2 separate regions of the Homo sapiens genome follow, and region 2 is linked to region 1. Evidence: chromatin contacts called from ENCODE Hi-C or POLR2A ChIA-PET data. All regions are on one chromosome and are shown on one strand. Each heading gives the region's core, a stretch centred on a gene start or an enhancer-like site at or near the end of the contact. The rest is flanking DNA. Distances are from core to core; before and after follow the strand shown.

Region 1 (3,609 bases), core at 343-2,842:
GGTTCCATAACGTTTGCTCCTATATCTTTTTCCTCTTGATGCTAAGCATTATTTTGTTCCTTGTGTTGTAATGCCCAACCTTGTTTTCACTAATCCTGTTTTTAGACTCTCCCTTTTGCTCTCTTAATCACCTAGCCTCGTTTCCACATGAATAGACTCTCGCTTAGCTGAGAAAGCCAGACGAGCTCCACCTGGCCCCCTTGATTTACAAGACATTAAGGACTCCTTACCCACCCCCCTTTCCTCAAGGAGTTAACTTGTGTAAGCAGATTCTCAACATATCAAAGGAGTCCAATTAACTGATAAGGGACTGGGAACAAACCATGTATGAAGTTCCCAGGATTTTGCTCAAAAGATAACACCATAAAGCCTTGAGTTTGTGTCTGGCGTAGTGCCCATATCTAACTCTTATGAAGGATTTAGAGCGCCACACCTGGTACCTTGCCTTTTTGTAACCATTTGTCTTTTAAATTGTTTGTTTCTCTGTAACCATTTATCCTTTTAATTTTTTGCATGTTTTTACTTCTGAAGAGTTGTTGCATTTAAGCTCCCCTCCCCTTCCTAAACCAAAGTATAAAAGTTAATCAAGCCCCTTCCTCGGGGCCGAGAGAATTTTGAGCGTTAGCCGTCTCTTTGGCCGCCAGCTGAATAAAGGACTCTTAATTCGTCTCAAAGTGTGGCGTTTTTCTAACTCGCCCGGGTACAACAGTGTTATGTTTAACCTTTAACATTTACATGTTAAGTATACTATTGTGTATTGTTTGCTATATTGACTGACTTGGGGAGTGTCTTCAGCCTCTGTGCCCATGGCCAACTACCAAGTGAACTGGAATCACAAGAGAATTGCCTCCTTCGAACTCCATTTAGCTCATGGCTTTTGTTGACTCAAATATCACCTGACACTGTGCAAAGACACAAACATGCATGGACCTGATTATCTCTACCCTTACAATGCTCATGACATCCCTCCTTTCTTCGAAAATCTCCATGCCTTCTAGGGTCCTCACGTGAGTTCATAGCCCCCAGCCTGCTTGCTCTTCCAGGAGGAGCTCCGCCTCATAATTTGCTCCCAACAGGCACCTGTGGACCCCAGATTCCATCCTTCTGGCTCAGTTCACTTCCAGGCCTTTGCCCGCGCCAGTCCCTGTACCTGCCGGTCTCCCCACCGCATCCCACGGGTGTCAGAAATGGGGCCCCTCCCGCAAGCGCCTCAGTGTCCCAACGCCGGCGTCCGGGCTGCAGAGCCGTGAACAGGCGCTGCTACCTCGCTGCTTTTGGGTGACGATGAGGTGACCTGAGGACACAGAAGGCCCCACAATTACCTGAGCGGAGAGCCTCAGCGTAGCCGCGGCAGCCATCGAACCACGTGGTTTTAAGCAGAGTCGGGAGGATAGGGCGACCAGCCAGGAGATATGGGCACGACGGTCCGTATCCTGGCCCAGGAGTGGGTCACGCTGGGCGCCGTCACAGAGCTCCAGAGTAGCCTCTGTGCAGCGGAGGACAACTGCTCCCCGACTTCTGGGTTCAGTCACCACAGTGCGGACCTAGCGCTCAGGAGCCTCTCCTACAAATAAATCCAACACCAATCAAAATGGCCGCCACCAGAGGGCGCCGGAAGTCCGGACCCATTGTCACGTGCACACAGGAAACGCCTTTATTCTGAGCCCTCAGAGGTCTTCTACGCTATCATTCGAGGCTGAGTTTTCTGGGTAATGTAGTTCCCTAGGCAACAAGGAGGGTAAAGGGCGCAATTCCCAGAGGCGCTTCTGCAGGAAAAGCCCAGCTTCACCTCGGGAGTATCCTTAAGATGTGCGTCCTGACTGGTATGGTGGCTCCCGCCTGTAATTCCACCAGTTTGGGAGGCCAAGTCACAAGGATCATTTGAGGTCAGGAGTTAGAAATTAGCCTGAGCAACAAAGCAAAATCCTGTCTCTACAAAAAATAAAAAATATTAGCGGAGTGTGGTCGGGCGGGCCTGTGGTCCCAGCTGCCCTAAGGTTGGGGTTAGGGTTAGGGAGCCTGAGGAGGGAGAATCGCTTGAGCTCAGGAGTTCGAAGCTGCTGTAAGCCGAGATCGTACCACTGCATTCCAGCCTGGGCAACAGAACGAGACCTCTTATCTAAAAAATAAAAATAAGGGCCAGGTGCGGGCGGCTCACGCCCGTAATCCCAGCACTTTGGGAGGCCGAGGCAGGTGGAACACCTGAGGTCAGGAGTTCAAGACTGGCCTGGCCAACATGGTGAAACCCCGCCTCTACTAAAAATACAAAAATTAACCCACATGGTGACATGCGCCTGTAATCCCAGCTACTGGGGAGGCCGAGGCAGGAGAATCTCTTGTACATGGGAGTCAGAGGTTGCGGTGAGTGAGATCCTGCCACTGCACTCCAGCCTGGGTGACACAGCAAGACTCCATGTTGGAAAAAAAAATAAAAATAAAAATAAAAAAATAAATAAAAGATTGCAGATCTTTCTCCTAGGCAGAGGATCATCCTGCCTCTCCTTAGAACTCACATTGAGATTTCTTGGGGTTATTGGCTGTAACTGATTACCCTAGTGTATGGAAAAATATTATTTCAGAGTTAGTGTAGATGTTCCCAAAGGCTACAGATCCAAATTCACCTATCATTTCAGATGGTCCTTCAGATGCAAAATTCTTCCACTGGAAGCAAAGATTAATGCAAAGATTAATAACCATTATTGTATTGTTAAAATGAACGTGTAAACACCCAGAGGGTTCATTTTTCCTACTGCCCAGATAAAGCCAATTTATCAGGACAGGGAAATTGCAAAAGAAAAAGAGTTTTATTCACACAGAGTTGGATGAACAGCATACTGGAGTCTTACTAGTATTACTCAAATCAGTCTCCCTGAAAATTGCGAGACTGGGGTTTTTTGTTGTTGTTGTTGTTTATTTGTTTGTTTGTTTTCTGAGACAGAATTTTGCTCCTGTTGCCCAGGCTGAAGTGCAATGTCACGATCTCAGCTCACTGCAACCTCCGCCTCCTGAGACTGGGGTTTTTTAAGGATAATTTGGTAGATAGGGGGCCATGAATTGGGGAATGCTGATTGGTTGGGTTGGAGATGAAATCATAGGGAGTCAAAGTTGTTCTCTTGTGCTGAGTGGGTTCTGGGGGAGAGGGAGGCACAAGACCAGATAAGCCAGTTTACCCATCTGAGTGGTGCCATCAGATCCATCAAGTTCAGGGTCTGAAAAATATCTCCAGCACCAATCTTAGCTTTTGCAATGGTGATACCATCCCTAGGAACAACTGGGGATGTTTACAGTCTTGTGGCCCCTGGCTGCATGACTCCTAAATGATAATTTCTAATCTATGGGGCCCTAATAAATCAGTAAGTTAACAGGAATTGGGAAGGAGCCAAGCTGGCAGAACAAGAACCTAACCCCATCTGCAACCTCTTTGTGGGAAGAAACCACAGCTGTCAGAAGTGTTTAACAGAGCAACTCCGTCTTGAATAGGGGTTGGATAAAATGAGGCTGAGCTGCATTCCCAGACAGTGAAGACATTCTAAGTCACAGGATGAGATAGGAGGTCAGCACAAGATACAGGCCATAAAGACGTTGCTGATAAAACAGTTTGCAGTAAAG
Region 2 (3,609 bases), core at 1,110-3,609, 420 kb after region 1:
AGGGATCCTCAAACTATACTAATGTGAGAAAGAGCTCTAAGATAGTTAAGTAGATAAAAGCAAGGTGTCAAACTGTAGAGTATGTTTCCATTTATGTAAAGAAGAAACAGGCTAGGCAAGGTGACTCACGCCTGTAATCCCAGCACTTTGGGAGGCCGAGGCGGGTGGATCACCTGAGGTCCGGAGTTCAAGACCAGCCTGACCAACACGGTGAAACCCCATCTCTACTAAAAATACAAAAGCTGGGTGTGGTGGTGCACACTTCTAATCCCAGCTACTCCGTAGGCTAAGGCAGGAGAATCGCTTGAACCCAGGAAGTGGAGGTTGCAGTGAGCCAATATTGTGCCATTGCACTCCAGCTTGGGCAACAAGAGCGAAACTCCATCTCAAAAATAAATAAATAAATAAGAAACATTTGTTTATATGTACACACATAATCTCTGAAAGGGTAAAAGTGGCATACTGGTTGGCCAGAAGAATTGGGAGGACAGTGATGAGGAATAATTTTCACTCTTTATCATTTTATATTTTTGGAATTTTGAAACATGTAAAATTATTACCAGTTCAAAAAATAAATTTAAACAAAAATCTTAACTGTTTCAAATTAAAGTAAGTTTGATAATTTCTTTCATTGTTTACTGTCTGCATCCCCCATACAGTGTTCACATGAGCAGAGAGTGTGTGTCTTGGTCATATTCATACTTGTTCTATATATACTCGTGTGTGTGTGTGTGTTCAGTTGACAGAAACAGTTGAGTGTAAAACAGCTTCAACTCGATGATACCAAAGATACAAGATAAAGGTCCCTGGAGGGTGGCTGTAGCGCACACATACATTTCCAAGTTACTTTGTTAAATTTCCTGTATCAATGAGCCCCAATTATGAGAGCCCCCTACATACAAGTTTTAGCCAATAGCCAAGTCCCCCATTTCCAGTGTTATCTTCATGTCCTCCAAGGTATTCAAGTTGTTTCTGCAATGGGTAACTGGGAAGAAATCAGCATCCAGTCTGAAAAGCAGTCTCCCATAGGTCTTTTGTAAGGAGATCCAACATGGACATCTTCCAGAATGCACTGTACAACATGGTAGCCACTAGTCATGTATAGCTATTTAGATGTAAATTTTTTTAATTAAAAAAATTTTTCATTTATAGCAACAGGGACTCACTGTGTTGCCCAGGTTGGTCTCGAATTCCTGGGCTTTAGTGGTTCTCCCACTGTGGCCTCCCAAAGTGCTGGGATTACAGGCGTGAGCCACCATGCCCGGCCCAGAGCTGATAGAATTTTTAAAGTCCCCCTGTGATGATCTGACTGTGGTAGGAGTAGGGAGGTGTAACCCGAGTCAGTATGCACATTGGGAGCCTCCTCCACTAGGTCATACAGGCCTTCTGCGTGTAGATGGAATTATCATGTCCCACACTGTACCCCGGCACCTCCCTCGATTAAGGTGATTTGCATCATGCAGGGCCTGCCTGTTATCAGAGAGTCTCCTGGACATACAGAAATAGGAATGTACAGGGACTGCATACACCTGTTGCTCAATTTCTAGCTAAATGGCTGGAGGTGGGGGATAAAGAAATGGCATTCATACGGTGTAATACTAGCCATGTTTCAGAAAGTTTTCAAAAAATGTTTAGTGGAGAAATGTGCAGGGTCAGTGGAAGAAAACCTGTAAAATTATATTATGATTGTTTTATACTCTATACGGACAAGCCTAAATTGGAGGGCATTTTGGAAAACTCGCTTGGATACATGAAAACTGCCAAGATCATTATAAAGAAACAACAGGATCCATTCTAGATTGAAAGCAACTTGAAATGAGACAGTAGAGTGTAATGCGTGTTTAGTTTGTGCTTGAATAAAAGACGAAAACTACGTAAGACATTGGGACAACTGGAGAAATTAGCATATGGGCTGGGGATTGGGTACAGGCTTCAATGTCGTTACTTGGGTGAGTTGAAGAATGTACGTGTTCTTAGGGGACATCTGCTTAAGGATATACAAGGTTCAGGGGGGAAAAATATCTCCAAACGATATACTTTTATATCTATGTGTGTACATGTGTGCGCGTAGAGAAAGAAAAAAGTACATACGCTGTATATTTCAAAGAACATATAAAACCATGGATGTCAATATACTTCCCTTCCGGTGCGCTGCCTGCGCAGAACCGAGAGGTTCTGACGATCCGCAGCTCCCACGCTCCCCTTCCGGCCCCGCAGCGCTGTGAACTCCATTTCCCAGAAGGCCTTGTATCCCGTGCATGGCCGTTTCCAGGCAGGAAGGCGAAGGGCCTTCTGGGAGGTGAGGTCCTGGGCGGCCGCTGGCCACCAGGCGGAAGTGCGTACCGGAAGTGCCGGCGGCAGTGTGTAAGACGCTCACGGGCGCGCGGACTATCGGGCGGCTAGGCTCTCTGAGGAGGCTGCCACAGTGGTGAGTGGTGTGTGGAGGAGAGGCGAGGGTGATTGTGAGGGATGGAGAGGCGCCCGTGGCCTAAGTGTGCTGATGGTGGGAGTGAATGAGTGGACGGGTGGGACCTGTGAGGGGAACGCGACCCCGGGTCGGCGCGGGCAGAGAGGCGCGCGGTGCGTGAGGGCGCGACCTGCCATGTCCTGCCGGGTGTCACCGCTTATGCGCCCGTGGGAGGGGAGCATTCTGTGTTGGAGGCAGAAGGAATGAGGGTCGTGACCAACTCATTATACCACTGGAGGCTCTATGAGCAAACCGCAAACTGTTCTCATGAAAGCAGGATGTTGGTAAACTGACAAACTGCGTCTGCCGCCAGAAGGAATGCTGGGGGCAGTCATGTCCCAGGTCCCCTGCTCCTTGAGGTTATCTACAGGAACATCTGGAACCTGCTGAACAAAGAAAGCAGTCATGTGGGCCTGTGTTAAATCAAATAGCTGACCGTCAGTTACCCTTTCCTCCCTATTCAGTCTACCTAACAAATATGAAGGGCTGTAAAAGCTCAGGGCCCTGTTCCCTAGAATCTAGGAGCCCCCTGACCCCTTCTTTCAAACAGATCCTTTTGTCTTTGTCTTCATTTCTGCCTTCGTTCTCCTTCGTTTGGTCCAGAAGCAACCGTGACAAGTGGTGCCCGACCAGGGACCTGAACGAGGAAGGTCTGCCAGAGCAGAGAAAGTGAAACTGATCAGACGAACTACGAACCCCTGGACGGGAGAGTCTGCCGGCGGAGAATATAAGGTCAGTTCCCTGAGAAGGTATCGGGAGCGGGAGGTTTCTGAATCAGGGTAACATGGGGCAGAATCTGTCTGTTGAGGAGCAACATTATGTGCAGCTGCTTAAAGTTTTACTTAAACAATCTGGTGCTCGGGTTAGTTCTCAAACATTAAGCTTCTGCAGGAGGTTATTACACATAACCCATGGTTTCTGCAGACAGGTACTCTTGCTGTGGAAAATTGAGACTGAGTAGGAGAAAGATTGAAACGAGCTCATCAGAAAGTTCTTAAAGTGGATCCTTCTATTTTCTCTGCTTGGGGTTTGGTCTGTACTGTCCTCCTGCCATTGTCCTCTTCTTATTCTGCCAGACAGCAGGTGCTATGTTCTGAATCTCAAAAATTGAAAGAATCTTTTGTCTCACCAGCAGCGCCCAT

Evidence for each region. Hi-C counts contacts between places; a loop is a spot of excess contacts on that map. ChIA-PET counts read pairs that join two places held with the same protein, here RNA polymerase II (POLR2A). Pooled maps may share reads with other maps.
Region 2: a pooled map shows a loop between it and region 1 (7-fold over the local background). The contact joins the promoter of ERVK3-1 here to the promoter of ZNF814 in region 1. A Hi-C loop is called at or near these places in 4 of 50 pooled maps. POLR2A ChIA-PET finds 5 or more read pairs at or near these places in 3 of 52 experiments (GM12878, H1 and activated CD8-positive, alpha-beta memory T cell).

The regions. Positions count from the first base shown.
Region 1 is chr19:57,887,445-57,891,053 of GRCh38, forward strand. It overlaps ZNF814 (zinc finger protein 814), which reads right to left and starts at 1,593. Exons shown (of 3, transcript NM_001144989.2): 1 at 1,323-1,593. The coding sequence starts at 1,358. RefSeq lists enhancers at 1-469, 494-1,037, 1,038-1,580, 1,254-1,303.
Region 2 is chr19:58,303,018-58,306,626 of GRCh38, forward strand. ERVK3-1 (endogenous retrovirus group K3 member 1) reads left to right here and starts at 2,360. Exons shown (of 4, transcript NM_001396080.1): 1 at 2,360-2,428; 2 at 3,071-3,199. ZNF8-ERVK3-1 (ZNF8-ERVK3-1 readthrough (NMD candidate)) reads left to right here. Exons shown (of 7, transcript NR_144447.1): 5 at 3,071-3,199. RefSeq lists enhancers at 2,082-2,351, 2,566-3,066.